2 separate regions of the Homo sapiens genome follow, and region 2 is linked to region 1. Evidence: chromatin contacts called from ENCODE Hi-C or POLR2A ChIA-PET data. All regions are on one chromosome and are shown on one strand. Each heading gives the region's core, a stretch centred on a gene start or an enhancer-like site at or near the end of the contact. The rest is flanking DNA. Distances are from core to core; before and after follow the strand shown.

The links. A loop is a pair of places that touch in the nucleus more often than their neighbours do. ChIA-PET counts read pairs that join two places held with the same protein, here RNA polymerase II (POLR2A). Pooled maps may share reads with other maps.
Region 2: a pooled map shows a loop between it and region 1 (3-fold over the local background). The contact joins the promoter of TAPBPL here to the promoter of CD9 in region 1. A Hi-C loop is called at or near these places in 6 of 168 maps with a recorded cell type or tissue (IMR-90, MCF 10A, PC-9 and 3 more), 2 of 37 single-sample maps with no recorded cell type and 22 of 50 pooled maps. POLR2A ChIA-PET finds 5 or more read pairs at or near these places in 6 of 52 experiments (AG04449, GM12878, H1 and 3 more).

The regions. Positions count from the first base shown.
Region 1 is chr12:6,198,331-6,205,748 of GRCh38, reverse strand. It overlaps CD9 (CD9 molecule), which reads right to left and starts at 5,349. Exons shown (of 8, transcript NM_001769.4): 1 at 5,184-5,349. The coding sequence starts at 5,249. RefSeq lists enhancers at 2,802-3,413, 3,414-4,026, 5,253-5,864, 5,865-6,477.
Region 2 is chr12:6,450,792-6,454,454 of GRCh38, reverse strand. TAPBPL (TAP binding protein like) reads right to left here and starts at 2,413. Exons shown (of 7, transcript NM_018009.5): 1 at 2,143-2,413; 2 at 1,158-1,388; 3 at 739-1,008. The coding sequence starts at 2,206. It overlaps CD27 (CD27 molecule), which reads right to left. Exons shown (of 6, transcript NM_001242.5): 5 at 3,441-3,560; 6 at 2,742-3,187. The coding sequence ends at 3,063. CD27-AS1 (CD27 antisense RNA 1) reads left to right here and starts at 2,938. Exons shown (of 6, transcript NR_015382.2): 1 at 2,938-3,663. RefSeq lists enhancers at 2,114-2,713, 3,144-3,303, 3,394-3,603.

The DNA.
Region 1 (7,418 bases), core at 4,100-6,599:
TTTAGAAGAAAAGGCGCCTTTGTCAATCCAAGGTATTATTAAGTTCCAAACCCAACCCTGCAACCAAGTCCAAAAGCTATGCCTCCTTATAAAATTGAACAGAACAGGAAAACAAAAACAAACAAACAAACAAAAGCAGACAAAACAAACACAGGATCTATGTGTGTAAGGGGGAGATTCTCATCCAACACTGCTCCTGGAGGAAGGGGTGAGAAGGCTGATTTGTGAGCCCAGCAGCCGCAGAGGGCTCATCTAGAGTCAGTACTGGCAGGGCCCCAGAGAGGGCTGCATATCAAAGCACTCCCAAATTCGGGCTGGAGCCAGCAGCTGCTTCCTCTGAGCACAATAGAGCAGGGTCTGGAATCGTGCTGTGGGCCACGTTGAAAAGAAGGGGGTAGAGAACGTGAGTGTGAGCGTGTGCAGAGGAATCCTCACCACCATCAAAAGATTGGGTCTTTGTTGTTCACACCCACTGTGGGTGTAGGGGAGAGACCATCAAAATCCTGGGCAAAGGAAGCAGATACCTGGCCTCAGCTCACCTCTCCCCAAGCCTGCCAGCTTCAGTGCACGTGTAGCCAGCTTCACCCCAGCGCAGGCTGTCTGGGCACTGGAGGTGGGAGCCATTTTATGCAACAGTCCCAGCAACTTGCTTCTGGGGGAAAAGGCAGACCATGGGGAGGGGCTTTTGCCACTGCCACCCAACTTGTCCATGCCCTGCCCAGATCCGGAATCCTGATCCTTAGGGTTTCTCTGACAGGCAATTTTATTTTCAGAAGCGGGGCCTTCCCGCAGCCAAATGAGCAGTAGCAACCCATGAAATGGAGTCAGGGTTTTGATGCACAGGACAAAGTTGGCACTGATACAGGAAGGGGCAGGGAGGCCAGTGTGTGGATTGGGAGGGTCCTCCTGGCCACATCTGCGGTTTAGACTTCCACACTTCTTAGAGAACTGCTCTCACCCTCCCCAGGGCCTCATTCTACTCTCCACTAGTGAATAACAATAGCTACTGTTGGAAGATATGTCTGGTGCAATCTACTATGCTAAGTGCACTACACATACTCCCCATTTAACTCTCACAGCACCATGTGGGGTGGTCACCAGCCCCATCTGGTGATGAGACATGGAACCCAGGACTGGTGCTTTGATCACTAGGCCAAGTACTAAGGTATACGGGCAATGAACACCCCTGAGAGAGACCCCACCCAGGGTGAGGAGAGGGAACTGAGAAGCAACAGCAAAGAAAAGCACCAGCTGGGCTCTTGCTCCAGAGGTAAAGGCCAAGAAAAGCTAAGTTCTGAGGACTCAAGCCTTGGTATCCATCTCCCATTTCCAATTCAGGGCTTGTATTTTGTTTATTATATTATTATTTATAGATTTAGGGGACACGAATGTAGTTTTGTTACACATGGTGAAGTCTGGGCTTTTAATGTGACCATCACCAACATAGTATACATCGTACCCAATATTGGTTCCTATTTTGGGTTGTGTAGGAGAGTTCTATTGTTGTATGTGGTATGTGTAGGGGTGTTGGGTTCATAGACTGAGCTTGAAAGGACCTTTTGAGACCATTTGTTCCAAGCTATTGTTTTACAGATGAGGAAACTGAGGCTTAGAGCACAGAAGTGACCAACCCAAGGTTTCAAAGTGAGTTGAGGACAGAGCTGGGCTCACATCCAGGTCTCTGAATTCCCAGTGTAGGTCTCTGTGTTTCGCACCAGCCTCCCCTAGGTCTAGGGGATATGGTTTCTTGGGAAAGAGACCTCCCAGCCCCACACTGCTGTTTCCATCAGTGAGCGAGGCATGAGAGACAGTAAGCAAAGGGGCTGAGGGAGGTGGGGAGGGGATTGGGCTCTGTCAGTATAGCCAAACCTTTCCCTCTTTTGCCCTAAGGAGTTCCTCCCCTTCTCTGACCAGAAAGAGGGCAGACATGCATGTGTCAGACTGGACTGGCCCTAACCCTGGTTCCCCATTTCAGCTGGAGAAATACTTGTGTGTCTACCACATGGACATCAGCAAGATGTTTTCCCTCTCAACTGTTTTTTGGGGGGTGGGCAGGCGGGCAGGGAGGTCTGAAGGAAATGTAGAAACAATCAAAATAGAGCTAGGAGGGCCGGTTCTGGAGGTGGTGGAAGAACAGACTGATTTGCTGGTTTGGCTGTGGCCATCAGGGAGTGACCCACAGGGATGAGATCAGGCCAGGGAAGAGGCACAGCCCCCCAATAACCATCCTACTCCACTGAGGTTGGCCTCTCTCTGGATGCCTGTTGGACACCCCCTCTCAGCAGCCTCTGTGCAAAGTGCTGCTGGGCACTGGCCTCACAATTCCTGCTTTTCAAGGCCCACATCAGGTTCCGAATGCCAAGTTTATAAATGTCTGGTCTCAAGAGAGAAACGGACGTGGTGACAACATAATCACCCAAGCAGTTCCCTTAGGTTACACCTTTCCTTAAGGGAGTCTTGGGAGCTTCTTCCCACCCTTCTCCCATTCCCACTCAGCAGCCAAAACCAGTTGGGTAAAGTAACCTAGTTCTGAGACCACCCTGCCGCATCACCTTGGATAAGTCACCTAACCTCTCTGGGAAATGGTTTCCTGATCATCAGTACAGTGGGGACAATGCTTCCTGCTCTTGGCTACATCATGGGACTAGAACAAGAAAGGCTCTAAAGACTAACACTCTGCACAAGTGGACCGACCACAGTCTTCCTTTTCATTACATCATCTCCTAGGGATGAGGGCTTCATCTCCACAGGGACCCAGATACAGGACAAATGAACAGTAATTCAGGAAAACATAGCTACTGCCCATCTTCCTGCCTCTGATGAAGATGGAAGAGGACAGAAGTAAAGTAGGGGCCCCAGGAATTGTAATACTGGCTCTGTCTCTGCGATCCTGGGTAAATCACCCCATCTCTCTTCCTCTGCTGCCTCACTATGAATAAGAGAGCTGGACTGCATGATCTTCAAAAGTCATTCCAAACATTTCCAGTGTGAGTGATTTCTGTTTCAGACTACATAGGTCATCAGCTGCACCTAGGCTGGGGCCAGGCATAGGGGGTTCTGAATACGAGTGGGGTGGCAGGCTGAGGACAGTACGGACAGATTGCAGGCCAGCAGGCCACAGACAGAGTAGATACCAGTGGCCCTGTGAGCCTCGCATCAGCTTCCTGCATATGCCATGGGGCAGATGGGGGTAGGGAGGCACACTGTGGCAGTCTGTGTTTCCCTGCAGTCCCAAACCTGGATGCAGTCTAGGCAGACAGCTGAGGACTAACCAACACACCAGCCGGGAGAGACTGTACCTGGGAGGGGAGAGGAAAACTCCCAAAGTTCAAGGGTGGGTGAGGCCAGCTGCCTTCCCGCATACTTTTCTGCTGCCAGGGATTGGTGAAAGAAAGAAGCTAAGCGTGGCAGCTGGGTGGTTGCTGGGGTGGGTGGCAACACAGGAGGAGGGGTGCCCACGGCCAGCAGGGTCTTTTTAAAGCAAGTCAAGGGTTGGGAAGGAGCACACCTATATGCCGTCCTCACTGGGGTGTGTGTTATGGTGACTGATGCACTGGGGGAAGTCAGTCTCTGCAAATTGGAAAAACTGTTCAACCACCCCTTCAGCTCTGGGGAGGAGTGAATCTTAGAAGATTTCCCTAAGGAGGCTTGTGGGGACCTCAGTGACCAGCTCCAGGGGGAATAAGTGCATTTGTTTCTTTTCTACTTTTTTTGAGACAGGGCTCACTAGGTCACCCAGGCTAAGTGCAGTGGTGCAATCATGACTCACCGCAGCCTTGACCTCCCAGGCTCATGCCATCCTCTCATCTCAGCCTCCTGAGTAGCTGCGATCACAGGTGCATGCCAACACGCCCAGCTAATTTTTTATTTTTTTGTGGAGATGGGGGTCTCACTATGTTACCCAGGCTGGTCTTGAACCTGGATGAAAGCGATCCTCCTGCCTCAGCCTCCCAAAGTGCTGGGATTACAGGCATGAGCCACTGTGCCTGGCCAAGTGCACTTTTTTGTTACAAGACTCTGGTGGCATGCACCTGTTTCTACATCCATCTATCTTGAGAGTGGCATAGAGACTCTCTTCCTGCCTGCAGAGCGGCAAGTATTGTCATGTGTGTGCAGGGAATGTGGCTATAGAAACAAGGACACAAGGGTTTCCTATTCCTTGCTTCTGTCGCCTCTCAGCCTTCCCATTTGTAGAGGCTGAGTGGCCTGCAGCAGGTGTCTCTGGAGCTCCTGGCCCCGCTGGCCTCTCCAGATGAACGTCCGCTCTGCGCCCTGCCTGGCCTTGGGTGGGCCGCCTGGGCTGGCGGGGAGGGGAGAGGGCAAGGCCAAGGCTCTCCTGGGCGGGCAGCTGGCTGGCACCTGATCTCTCCCGGAAATGCACACACAGGACTCATCCCACTAGAGGCGCAGATAGGTATCTGCCCCCTCCTCTCCCGAACTCTGAGTTCTCTCCAGTGAAGATACTTATCGTCCTTGAAAGAAATCAAGACAAGCTAGTCTTTCAGGGAGCTACCAGGGAGTTCGGCGCTCTCACGGTGGCTCAGAATCAAAGTCTGAGGGAACGGGGGCCTGCGAGGTTCCTCCTCAAGGGTGGAGGGGCCCCCGACTCTCAGGGACTGGGTCCCGGGGCCGGACCCGCGGCCGAGGCACCCCTGCCGCTCCTGCGTAAAAGTGAGAGCCGCTCTTGGCTGAGCTCTCGCCGTGCCCGCACCCTCCCTTCCTGGCGCCCCCTACTACCTGGGAGACCCCACCCGGTCACAAGCCATACTGCTCACCACAGTCCTCCTTGGCCTTGGCCCAAAGAGGGGTGCTCCGCTTCTCCCTGCCTTCCTCTCTGGCACTCGGAGGGACTTGAGCTGGGAGCAGACACACACCCCAGCTCAAATCCTAGGCGAGCTAAAGTGCTCAGGACCCTCCCGCACGCCTCATCTCAAGAGGGCCCGGCTCCCCACGCCGGCTGGGCGGTGATGAGCCCCCACCCGAATGCGCCCGTCGCGGCCGTCCCGCCCGGCTCTGGACCCGGCCTTGGAGCCAGCTGGCAGCCGCAGGGCGCTCTCTCTTCCCGCCCGGTGCCTGCCCGGTGCGGGCAGTGCCAGCTGCCGGCACTCGCGGCCGCGGCCAGTGTCCGGGGCCCGCGAACAGGTGGGCCCTGAGAGGAGCGCGCGGCAGTCGCGCTCACTCACCCAGAAGATGAAGTTAAATCCGAACAGCAGGTATTTGATGCACTTGGTGCCTCCTTTGACCGGCATGGTGAGGGCTAACTTAGCCTGGGCCGAACGGGTGCGGGACTGGGGGGCGCGCGCAGCTGGGACTGGCGGGACCTGGCGCTGGATACAGATGCAGGCGGCTGTAGGCTGGTCTCCGGCTGCACTTTTAAAAAGTGCCACTCCTTAGGGCGCGCGACCCGCTGCGGTGCGCATGTGCCGGGAAAAGCCGCCCCCACTCCCCCCGCCGGCCACGCCTCCCGCCCCACCGGCCCCGCCCGGGCCGCACCCCCCCCGCCCCCCGCCCCCGCCCAGGTCGGCGAGCCCCGGCCCCAGCTGCCCCGCGGAGCCCGACCCTCTCCCTGTTTCCCCGCCTAGTCGCCCTAACCCCCACCCGCCACCCACTCCTTCTTCAAGCCGTCTTGGGGTCTTTGCAGGCAGCCACTCCCTGCCACTTTTACCGCGGACTTACGTGGAGGCCTCGCCCTTCCGGTTCCCCCGCGTTTGGTCTGGGCGCCGGACCGGGCGTTCTGCTTTGGGAGACTCTTCCCCGGGTCGTCAGGGCTAAAGGCCCCTTGGCCAAGGCCTGCTGCCAGAGTGAGGGGCCCTTCTGCTTTGCGAGGATTTAAAGGGAAGCCGCCTGGCTTAATTTCGCCCTCGTCTGTCTCCTTGCAAACCTTCGCTCGCTGACCATACTTTTCATTGGGCACAGCATGTGGGGTAGGAGGAATTAGAAGCGCGCAGTCTGGGTGGGATGACAGATGGGAGGCTTTTGGAAGTAATTAGCAAATACCTATCACCGAATAATAACACAGCTGAGGGCTGGGCAGTCCCCAAGCGCTTCCTGCACTTGAGGTTTAGTTGCCCCAGAGGGAAAAAGGGTCTGTAGACGGCTTCTGTTTTCTCTCTACTCCTCCACCCCACCCTCCCTCCTGCGTCTTTGGACTTGCTCGCTGCTGCCTTGAACTGCTCCAGATGCCGAGCTCGGAGCGCTTCTCCTGAGCTCACAAACTTTCTGTAGCTCTCCAGATTCAAGGACCTAAGTCGAAATTCCTCGTCTTGCCCTCAAGGCCCTGTACAGAGCACTGATCTGACTTCTCCCGGACCCAGAGCCCACCCCACTCGCTGGCCGGCATGCGCCCTGGCTGGCTGGCCCCCCCCCAACGTCACTTGTAGGAATTCTGTGGGTCTTTAAACACTCCTTTCCTGATTCTCTGGAGTGGACGAGGAGAGTCACCTTCTTTTGAAGTCCCCGAATCCCTTTGTATTATTTTCAAAATGAAGTTTCCTTTACTGTCCTTTATGATTACAAAAGCAAGATACAGTCATTACAGAAACAACCGAAATACCAAGAAGTGAAAGGAACAGACCTCAAAATTCTGCTCACCAGAAACAGCCACTGTTAGCACATTGCTGTTATTTGCCTGTTTATTATCAGTAGACTTGTCTCATTGGTTCAAAAACATTTTTCAGTATCTATTAGGGTATTTCATTAGGGGTAGGAGCTGAAAAACATGGATTAGTCCTTGTTTCTGCTCAGGGACCAGTGTGGGAGGAGACAGGCAGCCAGACAATGGTTTGAGGGTGATAGGTGCAGTTACGGGGAGAGGCTTGGGGGCTAAGAGGCTAAGGAGAGGCCTCTGACCCAGACTGGGAGATGATGCTGCAGAACCACAGGGAAAGTTGCCGCCAAGGGAGAATCCTGGGCAAAGGCTGGGGCAGGGGCTGTCCGGGCTCTGGGCTGGAGCCTGGAGTCACGGGGTAGTTTGTGGGAAGGTGAGAAAGAGCCTTGTGCTCCTGGACTTTGCACTCTGAGCATTAGGGGCCACCGAAAGGTTCAAGCAGGGGAATGGTTGGATCTGCTGTGTTTTCAGAGGTTCTCTGCCTGTGTTTTAGGTAGTTGGGTGGGGGAAGGCCGGAGGGGCAGGTAGGAAGCCCCTTGAGGACCAGGACCATTGTTGGCATCTCCAGTCCTTGGCTCAGTGCTTTACGGGATTGCATGGAACATGGAGATGTTGTATTTGGGGAGACGCAATCAGGTAATATGAGGGGAGCAGTGGTAGATGAAAGTTGAGCTGAGGACCAGGTGCAAATCTGCTAGGAGGCTGTGGAGTAGTTCAGGTGAGAGAAGAATGAATGAAGGCGGGGCAATGGGATAAAGCCTAGAGAAGGCAGGGCAAAACCCCATGAGGTGTCAGGCCGGGAAGGGGAGGG
Region 2 (3,663 bases), core at 1,164-3,663, 250 kb before region 1:
ACTCAGCTGCCCAGGCTGGAGTGCAGTGGCGCAATCTCGGCTCACTGCAACCACCGTCTCTCAGGTTCAAGTGATTCTCCCGTCTCAGTCTCCTGAGTAGCTGGGATTACAGGCACCTGCCATCATGCCCGGCTAATTTCTGTATTTTAGTAGAGAGGGGGTTTCACCATGTTGGCCAGGCTGGTCTTGAACTCCTGACCTCAGGTGATCCACCTGCCTTGGCCTCCCAAAGTGCTGGGATTACAGGCATGGGCCTTCGCACCTGGCCTGACTCAGGGGTTTTTAGGAAGAAAGGACCAAGGCCTAGGGGTGCCCTGAGGTGACCAGTGTGGATGGAGGTGGATTTGTTCCCTTTCTTCTTCTGTGCCCCATATCTTACCACTTTAGAAAAGCAAAACTTTCTGTGACTTGCTTTTCTTTTCTTTTCTTTTTTTTTTTTGAGATGGAGTTTCGCTCTTGTTGCCCAGGCTGAAGTGCCATGGTGTGATCTCGGCTCACCGCAACCTCTGCCTTCCGGGTTCAAGCGATTCTCCTGCCTCAGCCTCCCTCGTAGCTGGGATTACAGGCACCCGCCACCATGCCCGGCTAATTTTGGTATTAGTAGAGACGGGGTTTCACCGTGTTGACCAGGCTGATCTCAAACTCCTGACCTCAGGTGATCCACCGACCTCGGTATCCCAAAATTCTGGAATTACAGGCGTGAGCCACCACACCTGGCCTTGCTTTTCATTTTCTTACCTGCAGTTCGCACAGTCCCCTGGGGGCTCAGTGGCAAGTTCAGCGTCGGGTGCCAGAGCGCCTCATTCTTGGTGACCCTGGGAGTCTTCATCACCAAGGAGATGCTAGGTCCCCCTCCAGAGACCTGCATGTTGGCCATGAACCAAGCTGCTGTCTTAACAGTGGTCTCTGTCATCTGGAGAAAGTAGCGGGAGATCTCACAGGTCACCTCCTTCCCACTGCAGTCAGCATGGAGCAAGGCCTCGGCCTGGGGAATCTGGACCAGGTCCACTGGGGAGAAGCAGGGCACACACAGAGGGCAAATTAGCGTGAGAACACCAGGGCCAACGGGAGGCAGTATGTGTGGCTGTAATCGGGACCTGGGCTGTCCTGGTGGAGGGAGCCCGGGAGGACCAAGGACACAGGTGGAAGGCTTTTACCTGAGGCCTCAAAGATAATAGGTGGGTCATCTTGGGCCAGTGTGCCCCCTTGGAAATCGGTGAAGTCCTCCAGGGAGCCATCGTCCAGCACTGGCACCTGCTTCAGCACAAGGGAGGCCCTTGCCCTGTCCTCACTGCTGGCGAGAGCTCCACGGTGCGCACCGTCCTTCGCCAGGAAGCAGTCTAGGACCACGTCCACTGCCCGCCACTGCCCCTCTGCTGGGTGGGGCTCTGCAGACAAAGGCTGGGGTGAGCACCGCCTTCCCCAGAAAGCTACTCCACACTTGCTTCCTGCCCCCGCCCTCAAGCTGTGGAGTCATCAAAGGGTAAAAGTTGCCATCCAAGATCCTAGCTGTTTCTGTGTCCCTCTATTCTCCCGTCATCCCCAAACCAGCTTTCTGGAGAGCACCTGCTAGTCCAGGCAAATACTTCTTGGTGAGAGTTAAAGTCCTGGATTTGCCTTGCTCAGAGGAGTTTATGCTTGCATTTCCAACTGTTGAATAAAAGACTATCTTTTCAGTCAAAGGAATTCTCAGAAAACAAGCAAGTGCCACCGCAGAGAGAGGAGACTGGACAGTTACTGTTGCTGGGGCACTGACAGCCTGCACTGCTTTCTCCCATTTCGGGTAGCCTTCCCCTCCCCCGCCTTCAAGGTCACCTTCCAAGTGATTTCCTCACCTGGGGAGTCCTTTCCTCTTCTGAAGTGTCAGCTCCCAGGCCAGTGCCCTCTCTGTAGGACAGTGGCTCCTGACCACAGCCACAGAGGCAGCCCCTCTTTAGCATTTTCCCTGTGGAGTCCCCACCCTCCCTCCACACACACTATTGGTTCCTTCCTTTGCCAGCCGCTGAGCCTTTCCCCTGTTGGGCTTAGAAGGCGATGGGGTCATCCCCGGCCCCTTTGCTCTTCTGGAATCTCGGGGAGGGTGGCACCCTGGGGCTTCAGTAGCTCTTCTCCCAGCCAGCTCTCCCCGACTCCCAGACTCACTGGTTTCTGCTGCTCCAGATAGAGCCAGGCAGAGCAGCAGGCACCAGCCCTCCTGTGTGCCCATGGAGGCTGCTCTCGAGTTCCCTCCTTGCCCACCGCCCTTCTCCACAGTCCTACGCTGCTTGCGAGGCCCGGCGGAAGAAGGGGGCTCTCCAAGCACACCTGGCAGCCTGCAGCCTTTAGGTTTCTTCCCTGTTCCCTCTGCTGCCGACTTTTCTTTCACTTTCACTTAGAGCAAGATGGCAGCCCGCGTCCCTGTGTGAAGCCGTCTGCAGCAGCTGCCAGAGCCCTGCTTGCTGTTTCCTTTCTCACCACCCACCTCACCCGGAAATCCCCTGGTGATTTCAAGACCTGACCTCTGCACCCTTTTGCTCCCCACCTGTCCCAAAAAAGTGGAGCTATAACTGTGGGAAAAGGGGATCTGAAGTCAGACACAGGATCCACAGTAGCCTGGGGACCTTTCTCACCCCCGCCCTTAAGCAGGCCCCAACATAACCGGCTGAGAAACCTCCTCTGCCAGATCCTGACCTGAGCCAGGAGGCGGCCAGGAAACTGGATTTTGGGACTGGGATTTCAGAGAGGAAGCTGGAGAGCTGCAGGGTGGTCATCTGTCACTTTATTTTGCCCGTCTTGTAGCATGTGGGTCTTTCGCAGCAGGAAGTGTGTTTTACAACCAGAGCCCCCGCCCTCCTGCAGCGCAGGCGCAGCTGGCTGGGCTCCTGCTTCCCACTCTCCACCTCATCCATATTTGTCCTCGTCCCTGCCAGTCTCGAAAAGGCACTCTGTCACGTGTACACAGGAAAGGGCCCTGACAAGAGGATGGGACTGCAGTTGTGGCTGCCAGGTCTCACTCTCCCTTGGATGGTCGGCGGGGTGGGGGTGGAGGCCAGGGCTGTAGTGCAGCTCCCGCAGGTGCTGGCTCAGGGGGAGCAGGCAGGCTCCGGTTTTCGGTAATCCTCCTGGATGGGGATGGTGCTGCCCTCCTCCTCCCTGGGGCAGCTGTAATGACAAGGCTCTGCAGGCTCCACAGGACTTTCTCCTTTGTCTGCAGAAGGAGATCCGATGAGTCTTGGCCAGCAGTGGGGGCAGGGGGAGACGGGAGAAGGAGATGGGTAGAGGCGGGTGCGCTTGGGGGAGGGGTGTCAGGAGCACGCCAGCTAAGGGGAGAGAAGGGGTAGGACCAAGGCTGGTGAAGTGGAGCTGGTGGGTTTCAGTGAGATTCCAGGCGTGGGCAGTGGGGTTGAGCCAGTGGGGTGTGGTGCAGGGGCAGGACCGGAGGCCTGTGTTCTGTCTCTTACTTGATCTATATTTCCTTCGTTGATGGAGGAACAGGGCCCCGGCCAGGGTGAAAACAAGGAACATTCCAGAGAAGATCACAAGGATGCGAATAAAATCGGAGCTGCACAGGGATCTTTGGGCTGTAATAGGAGGGGACACACAGGGGTTAGGGGAGGGTCTAGCCCTTGGCTCCCTCAGCCCAGCCCTCCTGTCACCTTGCCTCTCCCCTTTCCCCCACCTTAT